2 separate regions of the Homo sapiens genome follow, and region 1 is linked to region 2. The links are chromatin contacts, found by Hi-C or POLR2A ChIA-PET in ENCODE. All regions are on one chromosome and are shown on one strand. Each heading gives the region's core, a stretch centred on a gene start or an enhancer-like site at or near the end of the contact. The rest is flanking DNA. Distances are from core to core; before and after follow the strand shown.

Evidence for each region. A loop is a pair of places that touch in the nucleus more often than their neighbours do. ChIA-PET counts read pairs that join two places held with the same protein, here RNA polymerase II (POLR2A). Pooled maps may share reads with other maps.
Region 1: a pooled map shows a loop between it and region 2 (4-fold over the local background). The contact joins two enhancer-like sites. A Hi-C loop is called at or near these places in 2 of 37 single-sample maps with no recorded cell type and 3 of 50 pooled maps. POLR2A ChIA-PET finds 5 or more read pairs at or near these places in 1 of 52 experiments (GM12878).

Annotation. Positions count from the first base shown.
Region 1 is chr12:76,180,299-76,187,468 of GRCh38, forward strand. No RefSeq gene overlaps it. Among named protein-coding and RNA genes, the nearest start is that of LNCOG, 76 kb to the right of the region's middle. Within about 2 kb of position 3,200, at least 4 of the 41 ENCODE cell types and tissues checked have a DNase peak (open chromatin) inside an H3K27ac peak, as active enhancers do.
Region 2 is chr12:75,635,872-75,643,122 of GRCh38, forward strand. The region is part of intron 8 of LOC105369844 (a long non-coding RNA gene); the gene reads right to left. Among named protein-coding and RNA genes, the nearest start is that of KRR1, 130 kb to the left of the region's middle. RefSeq lists silencers at 1-172, 6,384-6,584. Within about 2 kb of position 5,325, at least 5 of the 41 ENCODE cell types and tissues checked have a DNase peak (open chromatin) inside an H3K27ac peak, as active enhancers do.

The DNA.
Region 1 (7,170 bases), core at 1,950-4,449, 540 kb after region 2:
GGAGGAAATAAACTGAATTCCTTGCCCCAAAGTAGGACGGTGTTTGTGATGTGCTTTGGGCTGCAGAATTTTCCCTGTGGGATGAGACTTAAGCTAGTCTCTAGCTGGGGTCTTGCTTGGTCTGCAAGTGCTGGACCCCCGATCCCCACCACCTTTCCCCCCACTTTATCCTTTTCTTCATTCCACTTCTAATGAGAACACTTCCTCAGTAAGTCACTTAAACAAGAATCCTCACTTCAAGCTCTGCTTCTAGGGAGACTGACCTAAGACAGAGGAGGTGCACCTGCTGGAGAGTGGTGGTATACCTTGAAGACAGGGACTTCATGGCAACTACAGGCAGAGCTTTAAGTGCTCCCTGCAACCAAGAGAGAAAAACGGCTAGTCCCTCACTCAGGCTTGAGGAAGGAAAAGTGAACTGTGAATGGTGTCTTGAAGCTCTAGAGGCAACTGCCTCAATGGTGGAACCAGCAGTGTGCTGCTGCCTAGAGATGTGCCTGACTCCATATGGTAGGGAGATAAGGGATCCAGGAGTGTCTCATGGGCCAGTGTGGGCCAAGAAGAGCAGTGTGGGTGTTAAAACATTATTCATGATGCTTGGTAAGATGGTAAGGAAGACTGTATTTAAGGGAGGCCATAGCGACATGGATTGGGACCACAGAAATGGGGTCTTGTAGTGGGGGAGAGAGAATGGACTTGATTTCCCTTCCTTCCTTCCTTCTTTCCTTCCTTCCTTCTTCCTTTCCTTCCTTCCTTCTTCTCTTCCTTCCTTCTTTCCTTCCTTCCTTCATTCTTTCCTTCTTTCCTTCCTCTCTTTCTCTCTTTTTCTCTCTTTCTCCCTTTCTCTTTCTTTCTCCCTTCCTTCCTTTCTCCCTTCTTATCCTCTCTTTTCTTTTTTCTTTTCTATTTTCTTTTCTTTTCTTTTCTTTTCCTTTCCTTTCTTTTCGACAGTCTTGTTCTGTTGCCCAGGCTGGAGGACAGTAGGGAGATCATGACTCACTGAAGCCTCGAACTCCCCGGGCTCAGGTGATTCTCCCACCTCAGCCTCCCGAGTAGCTGGGACTACAGGTGCATGCCACCACTCCTGGCTAACTTTTGTGGAGATGGGGTTTGGCTATATTGCCCAGGCTGATTCCAAACTCCTGGGCTCAAGCAATTCACCTGTCTTAGCCTCCTAAAGTGCTGGGATTACAAGCATGATCCACTGAGCCCAGACTTCGGCTTGACTTTAATTCCAACAAGGACAAGTGGGGATTTATAGCCACGGAGCAGGATAGGAGTCAGTGGATGGAAAGTGACTAAGAGGAGAGATCAGGTTTAAGGGAGATTCTTGCTAGATGGACTCAACAGAATTCTTGCTGAAGGTATACTGGGTGCAGTGGCTCCCACCTATAGTCCCACCTATTTGGGAGGCTGAGGATTGAGGATCACTTGAGGCCAGGAGTTCAAGACTGTATTGTGCCATGATTACACCTATGCATAGCCACTGCATCCCAGCCTGGGCTACATAGAGAGACCCTGTCTTAAAAAAGAAAAAGAAAAAAAAGTATTCTTGCTTAAGGCAGGCCAGGGTAAGATATTGAAGGTGGTCAGATACCCAGTGTGGAGAATTTTCACTAACCTGACTTAGCAGGATTCTTCCTCTAACTGGATTCTACAAAGACAGAGAAGGAAACCCAAGGTCTGGCCTAGTCAGAAAAGACCCAAGGCAGCCTGACTCAAGCTTGGCCAAAGAAGAGAGCCTTTGTCAGGAGCTCTTTTTGTCAACTAGGCTGCCTGGAGGGGCCTATGTATCTTGAGGTGAAGAAAGTGTCACAAATGGCCATTGAAAGAGTTCAGAAAGTGCTACCCCAAAATATGCTACTTTGGCATATTAATTATTTTGAACTAAAGGCAACTGAGAATGAGCCAACAAAGGAAAAGCCCTTTACTTTCCCCTCAGCTGCCTAAACTAAAGCATAAGTTTTCTCATTTAAAGGAATTTTATTTTATTTTTTGAGACAGTCTCACTCTGTTGCCCCGGCGTGATCTCAGCTCACTGCCACCTCTACCTCCCAGGTTCAAGCGATTCTACTGCCTCAGCCTCCCGAGTAGCTGGGATTACAGGTGCGTGCCACCACACCTGGCTACTTTTTGTATTTTTAGTGGAGACAGGGTTTCCTCATGTTGGCCAGGCTGTTCTTGAACTCCTGACCTCAAGTGACCTGCCTGCCTCAGCCTCCCAAAGTGCTGGGATTACAGGCGTGAGCCACCGCGCCCAGCCTAAAGGAATTTTCTAAAGACATTTTTATTACTAAAGATATCTTTTATTACTAAAGATATCAGTACCAGAAAGAGAGCTACTCCTAGACAACTTTTCTCACCTGAGAGACGCTTATCTGCACCACACGACAACCTTTATTCACCATACATTTCCTCTCCTCTTCCCATAATTTGTCTCCACCCATCTTCCCACCCAGAAATTCTAACCCCTATTCCTCTCTGTAGCTCCTGATAATATATGAGTTTCAATCATCTGACCCCTTCCTTGAGTCTTATATTTTTGTGGGTCTCCTGTGTGTGCAGACACAATTCAATTTTTTTTCGCCTGTTATTCTGTCTTATTTCAGTTAAATTCTTGGACCAGTCACAGATTCCAGAAAGGTAGAAGAAAGCATTTTTCCTTCCTTGCACCACCCAAAGGAGAGCATGATCAGCCCAGGTCAAGGGAAGAGCAAGAAACTCTGAAGAACCCATGAAATCTCCCATGAGAAAAGAATCAACTGCTACCCTCTCTTGTTCTCATCCAAGGTTTCCCACTTCAACCATTACCAAGTTCAGCCAAGTAACAGTGTCATATTTTCTTCCTTTTCCTCCCTCTCCCTATTTTGACCCCAGCCAGAGAGAAATCACAGGTGGCACAGGTGAGCTGGGAGAAAAGAGAGAACGGAAGGATCACAAACTCCTTCCACATGCAGGCTTTCGACACAAGCCCAGGCTGGAGAAGAGGTGATGGTTTAGCCCTGATCTCACGTTTGGATTTTTTATTATTATGTGAGACCAACTATATTAACTTTCTAAAATAGGATTGTTTTACAACTAAAAGTGACTAACACTGAGAGTGGCCCAAGACTCTCCATGAACAAGAAAAGTTTGTCTCCACTGATAAGAGTTTAAAATGATGGAGCAAGACAAATATAGTGTTTGGATCACATTCTATGGGTCATGCTTGTACAACATATGGTTACATAAGCACAGAGCAGCAGGGACTTCCCACCGCTTCCCTAAGAGAAGCCCTGTACTGATTCTGTCAGCTGCATTCTCAGCCTTGGCTCCTGGGATAAAAATGTCTATTGGATGAGGATCTGAAACATCAGATTCTGAAACTTTTTGTCTGGGAAAGTGCCAGGTGACTCAGAGCTGCGTAATGTAACGAAATGAGTCAGATCATCTCTCAATGTGCTCTAAATGAATCTGCTGTCTTTAAAATGGTGGCAGCCTTTCTCCATGGTCCTGGTTGGAAATAAGTACGTTCATTTATTCATTCATGTTTGAGCAGCTATCAGGTACTGAAGATTAAAAAAACAATGAAACACAGGCATAAGCTGCAATGATACAATCTGCTTTGTGCTCTTCTTTTAGTGCAGAGGAGGAAATGACTCTAACAGAGATGGTAATTAAAATGAGGCTTGATCAGGAACTGCTAAAATTGGTAGATCTCAACCTCACTGGTGTGTTTGGAATCACCTGAGGTTCCTTGAAAATACCATCTTTTACCCTTGAGAGATTCTGATTCATTGGTTTGGGCTTCTGTTTGGGCATCAAAATTTATTTAAAAAATTCCCCAGATAATTCTAATGTGCAGTCAAGATTGTGAACCCTTGCCTACATAAACATAACAAATCTAAGTACCAAGGTGCCAAGATGATAATAGGTGTATTAACATTTTATTTTTATATGAATTAGACATTTTCAGCTTATGAAATGAAAGCCAGGGATAAATATTTTAATGTGTGCATGAGCCTTTGACAATCTTTTGTATTCCTCTTCAGATATCTAATTTATTAATAAAAGAAACACTAGCACATGTTACCACCTATCAGAGAGCACATTTTTTCCAATGATCTTTATAGATTATCATTTTTCACTTTTCTGTAAAATCTGTTTTTACTAATAGACTCTGGTCTTGAACTAGTCTATAAAAACAAAGTTCATACATTAAAATGTTGAGTAGAATATTAATAAGACATATCTATTAGTTCATAAGAAACAATCTTTTAATTTTTCTTGGAGGTTTCAGTATCTCTGATGCAATAGTAGAGGCTGCCTTAAAAACTAAAATAATATTCATTTCTGCTGGATCTTTGAGTAAAATATAAAAGAAAAAAAGAAAAAAGAAAATCAAATAATAATATACAAGATGCCAAAACTTCAAATTAATTCGCCAGCTTGCTCCTGGGTGTCAGTTATAGAAAGAAAAGATGAAAAAAATTCCAAGATTTTATACAAATTTACTATATGTTTTTGTTTTAAAAATCATATTAGAACTAAAGGTGAAAATTAGTCAGTTGTAACTTCCGGGTCCATCACTAGCCATGTAATTTGTTTTATACTCTGAAGGCAAATGTCCAGTGTGAAATAATACCAGGTACTTACCTCAGGTAACTTCAATTGTTTAAAAACACCCACACCCACACGCACCAATGTCCATGTGGTAGCCACATGTGGGAGTGATTCTTGCCTATTCCATCAGTAACATTTAGAAGGGGTAGAAAATTGATGTTTTTTCCTTTTTATATCATTACGTACATTGTCTTCAAAGTATTTTTTAAGTTCTCTAAATCAATTTTTTCTACCCATCTCTCTCTTTAAAGTGGTCTTTTCTTTCTGATTTTTTGTTTCCCAGTCTCCCTTCCCTCTCCTCCCCTCCCCTCTGCCCCCTTCCTTTTCTCTCTCTCTCTCTCTCTCTTCTTTCTTTCTTTCTTTTGAGACGAGAGTCTCACTCTGTCACCCAGGCTGGAGTGCAGTAGCACCATCTCAGCTCACTGCAACCTCTGCCTCCTGGGTTCAAGCGATTCTCATGCCTCAGCCTCCCGAGTAGCTGGGACCACAGGCGTGCACTACCACGCCTGGCTAATTTTTGTATTTTTAGTAGAGATGGGGTTTCACCATGTTGGCCATGCTGGTGTTGAACTCCTGACCTCAGATGATCTGCCCACCTCGGCCTCCCAAAGGGCTGGGATTACAGGTGTGAGCCACTGTACCTAGCTCCCAGTCTTTCTTTCTATTAATCAAACTGTATTCTCAGTGATAATAGTGGCCCCTCCACTCACTTAGTCCAATCTTTCATTCATTAATCCACTATTTGTGATATGACAATTAATTCTATTATAATCAAATGTCCTGCTGCAGATAATGGCTTGTGACATCAAAATTTTGGAAAGAAAAGACTTGTTGATTTCTTTACTGATAGATTGAGTATCTTGCTTCATATTCCAACTCTCTTTGAGCAGAGTTTAATCAACAGGGCAACTTCTTGGTATATAACAAAACCCGACGCTAGTGTCCCTGGGCAGTCTCTCTTACCTGCCACCTTCTCTTCACCCCCACTTCTCACTAGTCCCTTTCACCAGGTGGCTGGGAACCTGTGATAAACCAGAGTAAAATGCTTAACTACATTAGGAGGTTGAAGAATCTGCATCATAAACTGTTCTGTTTTCAGCAGGTATTTCTTTTTAAAATTCTTTCCGCCATTCTTTTTTGCCTTCCCCTCTTTACTCCCATTGTCTTATTCTTCTATGTATGTTTTTTTTGTTTGTTTTCTTCCTTCCTCTTTCATCCATCTCCTGTACCAACCTATGTCACAGCCAGAGATCTTCGGGCATTATTGACCGTCACCAGTAGCCCCAATGCCTTCTGAGAAGTCCCTCGCCTGTCAGTTCTTTCAGCACAAATTAATGGAGGGCTGAGACACTTAAAGATGTAAGTCCTGAAAGTCACAGGGGTGCCAGGGGGAAGCTATGCTCTGTGAAATGTGACCACAAAAGGATGCAATGGATTTTCGTCACAGTCGTTTCTGAGACTGTTTCAAAAGTGAATATCCCAGGATGTTTGAGGTATTGGTATAAAAGCTGGAGCCCCTCAAGGCCACTATTTTGAAATAAACAGTACTAATTTGCATGTGTGTCAGAAGGAAAAGAATTAATGTGTGGAGGTTCCCTGTCATTCCCTTTCTTCTTGTGCCAAAGAGAATTCTGAGTTGTTCTATTTGGCTTTCTGCCCCATCCCCAAGGTAGATCTTAGATCTTTTTGATGGAGAACAGGGAGATAAGGGGAAAGAGAAGAGAAACACTACCTCAGAGAAGAGTTTTCCTAGAAATTGATAAGATGTGAAGCAGTAGCTGCTGCAATGAGGGAGGAAGTACAGGAGAGGGGAGGAGGATGACGATGGGCAATGTTCATATCTCCCTTTGTGGTCTTGGTATCTCCTTCAAAGTATTCAGGAAATGCAAGTAAAGAATGTAAATTATTAAAAAATTTCTTTGACTGTGACACTGCCCTGAGGCTGAGCAGAGAGATGGCTCCATAAATTGAATAGATCTTTGCTAAACCAACTAAATAACCCTGATTTCTACTCTGGTTGATGAAATCCAGTCTTGTTCCATTATCATTACACCTTGTATATAACATGGGTGACACAAGCCACAGCTCATCAGACCAAGGACAGACATTTACAGGTCTTTGGTTGATTCTTGTCCTTGAAGTCTTCAGGACATGGGGTGCTCCTTGCTATTTCTTACTTGCCACAAGTGGAAATGGTTTCTTAATAATTATTCCAGAAAATTCTCACAATCCCATAAAGGAAGAGTAATACTGATACAATTTCACTCATCTATCACCATTATGTATGCTAAAAAATAAAAGAAAGAAAGTTTTAAACCATGACTGTCACAAACCTCTTTTGTCATTAAAAAAGCACTGTTATGAAAATCAACATTGTATATCATGTTCTTCAGTCCAGTGCTTTGTCACTGAAAGGCAGTTGCCAGCCTGGGCAACACAGCAAGACCCCATCTCTGCAAAAAATATAAAAACTAGGCAGGCTTGGGAGGCTGAGGTTTGAGGATCACTTGAGCCCAGCAAATTGAGGCTCAGTTAGCTATGATTGTGCCTGTGATTGTGACTGGGCGACAC
Region 2 (7,251 bases), core at 4,075-6,574:
ACCTTCTTCCTGCTGAGTGTGAGTAAGCCTTCTCTCCCTGCCCCAGCTAACCACCAGGCAATTCTCAGAGAGGTCTCAGTTTTACTTGGGTACAAAATAGAACCTCTAATGTTATTGGGTGAAGGAACTTGTGTGCAGCGTTCCCAGGTTCTAGTGAATAAGATGATGTCCTTTGCCCTTGTGAAGTTTGCTGACAGTGACCACATAAACAGATACATACATGACAGTATAATTTCAGCTGATATCGTACTGTTGTAAGTATTGTTACAATGATGATGATGATTGTGATGATAAAGTAAAACCATAAACACATTATTTCCCCACTCTTTCTCCTTACACCTACCTCCTTCTCATCCTGTATTTCTAGCTGGATGAATCACATCACCTTTCACACTGTTGCCCAAGCCAAAGGCATCTATCTAGTCTATAGGCTCTACTCTATATTTCTGAAATCCATCTACTTTTCACTCTTACTATCATTGTGCTATGCCAGATTCCTACCATCACTTGCCCAAGGTTCTGTGGCAAACTCCTGATTGGCCTTTCTGCTTCCAGATCCATCCCCTCTTAATACATCATTCACATTGAAATCAGACTCCATCTAGAATGGATCTAGCCATGTCTGTTCATTTCCTAACCCTTTAAGGTCTCCCCATTGTCATCTGTAGAAAGTCTAAGCTCCTGGTGGATTTACCAGACCCTTCGTGATCTTAGCCTTGTTCAACTCTCAAGCATCATCGTTCTCAAATTCTGTCTTCTTGTTAATTAGAATGACTTACATAAATTTTTAAAGTTCTCTTTTACTTCCAGGCTTTTATCTAGACTACTCTTCCTCCTGGAAATCTTTTTGCTCTCCCTGCTTTTCTTACTTCCAACATTCCCTGCACCCCCCGCCACACCCACACACTTCCACCCTTCAATTAAGTGCACTTTGAAATTGTTTGTTTTCTTGACTCTCTCCTCTTAAGGGGAGATGTCTTTATTGGCGTATTCCAATTAACTAAAGTAAAATGCCTACGTCCCTGTATTTGTTTCCTATTACTGCTGTAACAAATTGTCACAAACATAATGGCTTAGAACAATATAAATTTATCATCTAATGTTCTGCAAACCAGAAGTCTGGCAGGTCTCATCAGGTTAAAATCAAGATATTGGCTAAAATCAAGGCATCAGCTAAAATCAAGGCACCAGCAGGACTGCATTGTTGTATTCCTTTCTGTAGGGTCTAGGTAGGATCTATTTCCTTGCCTTTTCCAACTTCTAGAGATCATGCATATTCCTTGGCTTGAAGCTGCCTTCTTTCTATTTTCAAAACTAGAATAGGCGAGGGAAGTCCTTCCCACTTGGAATCACTCTGATCTCCTCATTTGCCTCTCTCTTCCATTTTTAAGGTCCCTTATAATTACATATCACCTGGATAGTCCAGAACAATCTCCTTAATTTAAGATCATCTGATTAGCAACCTTAATTCTATTTGCTGCCTTAATTCCCCTTTGTCATATAAGGTAATATATTTATAGGCTTCTGGGATTAGGACATGGATGTCTTTGGGAGGCCATTACTCAGACTACCAGGGCCCCCATTAATGGCTCATAAATTGATATGCAAATAAGGTGTCCAGTGGATCATTACAGGGGCTGCTGTGGTGAATGGCTGTTATTCTTGCCTGCCTATCACTTATTTTCTTTCTTATGGCAATGACATCTTCATATTCCCAGAGGAGCTCCTTCTCCCCCAACTTCACACAATCTTAGTGGGTGTATTAGTTAAGGTAAGGCTTAATATCTAGTGCCAAAATTTCAGTTGCCTCAAAAAAAATTTTTTTAATGATTTCTTGCTCACATAAAGGTCCAATGAGTATTTCTAGTATGGCTATCCTCCTTTGAGTAGTTCAGAGGACTCAAAGACCCTGGTTCCTTCCATCTTGAAACTTCTCCATCGCAAAACACAATTGCCAATGTCATCTGGGAATCGTCTTCGATTTATTCATCTGGAGACAGAAAGGAGCTTGAACATGTAGGGAAGATTTCTATAGGGCACATCAGGAACTGGCATATATCATTTCTGCTCATATTCTAATGACTGGATGTCAGTCCCATGACTATACCTAATGAGAAAAGAGATTAGAAATGTGTTCTGACCATGCTCAGAAAGACAGGAAATGGATAAGAAGACCATCTAGCTGTTTCTGCCACAGTGAGACTGTTAAACAATAGCATCCAGGACTCCCTTGGCCAAGGGTTGCAGTTATAACCTAAATTCATTCAATCAGAAAATAAACCTTGAAAGACTGTCAGTTAAAATTGTGTTTAATTACAGAAACAAAAAACCACCACAACTTGGCAGCTTAATTGAGTAAGGCATTTTAGGTCCAAAATAATAATTTTGGGGATAGTAGGCCAGGACAGGTATACCAGCTCACTGATGTTATCAGACAGGAAAGCCCCTTCTATTTTCCTGCACCACTATCTTTACAATGTGGTTGCAGTTCTCATGGTCATAGGTTGGCCATTGCAGCTCCAGGCATCACTTTTACCTTCCAGATAAAAAGAAGTTAGAAAGCATAGGGTCGGGAAATTCTGCTGAAGGCTATAACTGTGTCCCATAGACAACCCTAACTGGGAGACTAGGAAATTAAGTATTTTCATTTCCTGACTTCCAATAGTGAAAGAAGAAAGAAGGAATTGGAATGGGTGCCGATTGAACACCTGTTTGCACAACTGGAATGTCTGAAGCCAATTCATCCCCAGTGCATCTTTAACATTTAAGATAATTGGTATCCCTGCATCTAGATGCCCCGAGCTGTTTGGCTGTTCGGGTTCCTGCTGTTTCTTCAGTCTGGCTCTGTTTATTTATTTATTTTTTTCCTGACATGGAGTCTCACTCTGCCACCCAGGCTAGAGTGAAGTGGTGCGATCTTGACACATGGCAACCTCTGCCCCCCTGGTTCAGGCGATTCTCCTGCCTCAGCCTCTAGAGTAGCTGGGATTACAGGCACACACCATCACACTCGGTTAACTTTTGTATTTTTATTAGAGATAGGGTTTCGCTATGCTGGCCAGACTGGTCTCAAACTCCTGACCTCAAGCAATCGGCCCGCCTTGACCTCACAAAGTGCTGGGATTACAGGCGTGAGCCACCACACCCAGCCCAGGCTGGCTCGTAAAGCTTTTCTTTTACTTCTCTGAGCTATTTGATCTTTCTAATAAGTTCAATTTATTTAGTAAAAAGTTAATTTCTGCTTCTTACAACCAACAAATCCTAATTGATACTACCTTATACCTGGATTTTTAAAGGTCCAGGAAATACCAAGCTTATGAATACTTCTTTGTTCTAGTTCAGGACCCACTGACACTGAGCCCTGTCAATGGAATGTCCCACTAACAATTTGGAATTGAAAATTTAAAAGAATATTTGGCAATCGTTAAAGTATCCAAAAAAATGTTTTTTGGGAACAGGAAATTTTCATCCGATTGAACATTTAGGTAAAATAAATTTCTCTCTCCATTCCAGAGGTACATTCTTATTTTTATGAATTGGCTAGTGACTGGAGCTGGTTAAAAAATGGTGCAAACTCTGTGAGTTCACTAGCACTTTGTTAAATGAAATTGATCACTTGTAAAATACAGTAATTGCATTAAACAACTGTCATTAACCATAAGATCCCCTTGATGATGTCTCTTACACAGCTCCACAGGGAAAGCACTAAAAGTACACACATGCACACACATGCGCACATATACACTAGCCAAAATGTTTCCTGAGTATAAAATAAGACAGGAGAAAACACAGTAGAGTAGTAGAGACTCTCAGCAGGAACTACATTTGAAAAAATAATGATAAATGATATCATGATAAAAATGATGTCCTTAATAAAGCTACTAACACTACTTTACATAAATAATGGCCACTTGTAGATAAATTTTAGAATCATAGAATCTGCTTCCTAATTTTAGAGATGAGAAAACAAAAAGCCAAAAGAGTATCCACTAGGCCACACTGCCACTCAGCGAGTTAGCAGGAGCAGCAGGATGCAAATCTAGGTATAAGCAGAGTGTGAGTTTGGTGGTATGAAGGAAACACTGGAGCTGAACAAAAGATCATTGAAAAATCACTATTCACCTTACACTGAGGCCAATCTGCAAAATATTTTATCATTTATTAAACAATTTAAGCACTGAATCACAGACTATTTCCGGTACAAAATATTTAATAATGAGTGTATCGTGTGTGTGTGTGTGTGTGTGTGTGTACGTGTGTGTTTAAAGACAGGATTACTTATCGTTAGGAATAGGTTATTTTCCATAAAAAGGAAGTTTGGGCATATGGTACTGATTAAAAATGTTACTATGGTATATATAAAATAAAAACAGAAAAATACCATCAGTTTGAAATCATATGAAAGAAAACATGGCATTTTTTGCCTAATCAATGTTTATTTACAAAATACTCTGCAGGTATTCACACCTTTTCTCCTGGAATTTAGAATGCAATTAGTCATACAACATAAACCTAAAGAAAAAAATTACAAGCGTAGTAAAAATGCAACTTGTTTAGAATTTTGAAAATTGTGTAGAAAAGAGTTTCACACAATTATTCAGCATGAACTAGCTTGTTGTTATCAGTCAACAATAACCAAAAAAGTCAAATGCCTTCATGGGAGGAACATTTCAAGGTAAACTATAGTCAACTGAGATTTTTTAATATCTCAAGCTCAAAAGCAAGAGCATATATCCGAAAATCAAGTATTAATGATTTATTTATATCTCTTAACAGTGTTGTGGCAATTGAGGGAAAGGAAGGAGGTAATATGAAATGAGGAGATAGCTAGATGATATTTATGGAATGCATATAATTCAGGCATAATTATTTTCATGTTGGTTTTATGAAAACTTATAGTACATTATAACTAATCATGTTCCAGAAAATGCAAATAAGATAATAGTTGAGAAGGAATAGACATCAAATGCTTCTTTAATAAACCACAGCCATTTTCTCTAAGCAGGGAAAATGCTTTAATTGAATTTCATCTTATTAGAAAGACATTATTTCCTCCAGAGTCATAAAGTATATACAAGGAAGATTAGGAATTGTGCCTGTTGGGGCTATTTTGTAAGCACCACAATCTACTGTGGTGCTACTGTGGCTAGCGTAGGTAGAAAAATGAATTTATTGAAAGATATTAGACAGCTCAGAGAACTGTTGGGTGGGCTGAGGAATAGTCTCAAGATTAGCCCCTCCGGAACCATTCCTCAGAACCACACCAAAGAACTGGCCTGAGCAGGAAGTTACCATGGCCACCACCACCCCCACATTAGCAAAAGGAATGAATCATCCCCAGTTTGTTTCTTGCTACAGTTCACCTCCACGGTTAAGTCTCACTTCCGCCTCTAACTTACAAAACCATAGTTACACATCTGCAGCTTAGCCACAAGGGAGTCTGAGAATGCAGATTTTTTTTTTTTCTTTTCAAATTACCCTTGGAAAATGGAGCTCACAATGTGGAGAAGTATCAAATGAATAGAGGGTGTTGAAGGCATGTGGAAAATTTGGTAGGCAAAATTCTAAGATCTTCCACTATCTCCACTCCCTGATGTTATACCCAAGATTAGTTATATGGCAACAGGGATTTTGTAGATGTAATTAAGGGCCCTAAATAGTTTACTTTGAGTTCATCAAAAGGGTGATTATCCTTGGTGGGCTTGACCTAACCAGGTGAACCCTTAGAAGAGAATGTGCCCTTTCTGAGAGGAGATTTGAAGCATAAGAGAATTTTCCTGCTGGTCTTAAAGACACAAAGTCCACAAGATCGACAGCTGCAGGGAAACAAATTCTGCCAATGACCCCATGAGCTTGGAAGAGGGTCCTAAGCCTCAGATAAGACCCCAGCCCCAGCTGACACCTTAATTTTAGCCTTACAGGACCCTGAACAGAGAACCTAGTTATATTCTACCCAGAATTCCAACCAACAAAGCTATGAGATAATAAGCTAAGTTTTAAGCCACTAAGCTTGTGGTAATGTGTTATGCAGCAATATAAAATTAATCCAGGCAGCTACCAATGACAGGCATCTCTGAGAGTTGTCATGTATCAATGTTGGATAATAAATTATCCATAATCTTGTTAAGCATTTCCAAAAGGCAAAATAATTATAGTAAAGGTAATTTATATTTTCATAACCATTGTTAACTTCTCTTTAGGTACTATTCAGTGGTTACTCTCTGGTATAAACTGAGATTTAGAAATAAAAAAAGAAAACAGTTATTTAACAAATTTTTTGTACTACAATGTATTATCTAAATATGTGTGTGTGTGTGTGTGTGTGTGTGTGTGTGTGTGTGTGTCCAAGAGCTTATTACTATGGTAAAAATTAAAATATAAGTTTGATTTTATAACACCCATAATAAAAATATCTATCAGGAAGGACAGCTATAAGAAAAAGAAGGAAAATAAGCAAGTTAATAAGGAGGCAAACCAACTTTCTAATTGAGGAACAATTTATCACATGGTTTCATGCAGCTTACATTCTGACTAATTGATCATAATTTTATCAACCACGAGGTTAACAAGTAAAATATTCCTGGAATAGAAATAGACATGCTCTTACTCATCTCCCACAGCAGTTTCTTTAATGACATCTAAGAAAACAGCACAGTTCTAAAAACAATAATTACAGTCCATTTTAAAAAATTAGTTGAAATTACTTAGGTAAGGCTGTCTCATTTTAGAACAAAAACTAACTATGTAGTTTTTATATCAAGTTGGTTTAAAGCCCAAGACAAAACAAAGCAAAAATAATATGAACAAAGCCTCAAAAGAAGTTATAGGAGATCTATGGGAAAATCTATACTTCCCCGCTCAACTTTGAAGCTTGAATGTCCTATCAACCTGACATTTAATGACTTGTTTTGAGAACAGAATAATAATTTGTGACCCTTATTCCTAAGCAAGACATGCTAAAGATTACTGCATCTTGAGATGTACGAATTTCTGTATATTCAATCTCAGGAGACTCTATAACTCCACCATCCAAGATTAGCAACTAATTGCCACTAGTGACATGTGGCTATTTAGCCCTTGAAGATTGGCTAGTCCAAATTGAGACTGGCTGTAAGAATAAAATACACACAGATTTTGAATATTTAGTTTGGAGGGGAAAAACTCATTAATAAGTTTTATATTGATTATATGCTGAAATAATATAAATTATATTATTTTCACATGATAGTTAAAATACATTAACAACATAAT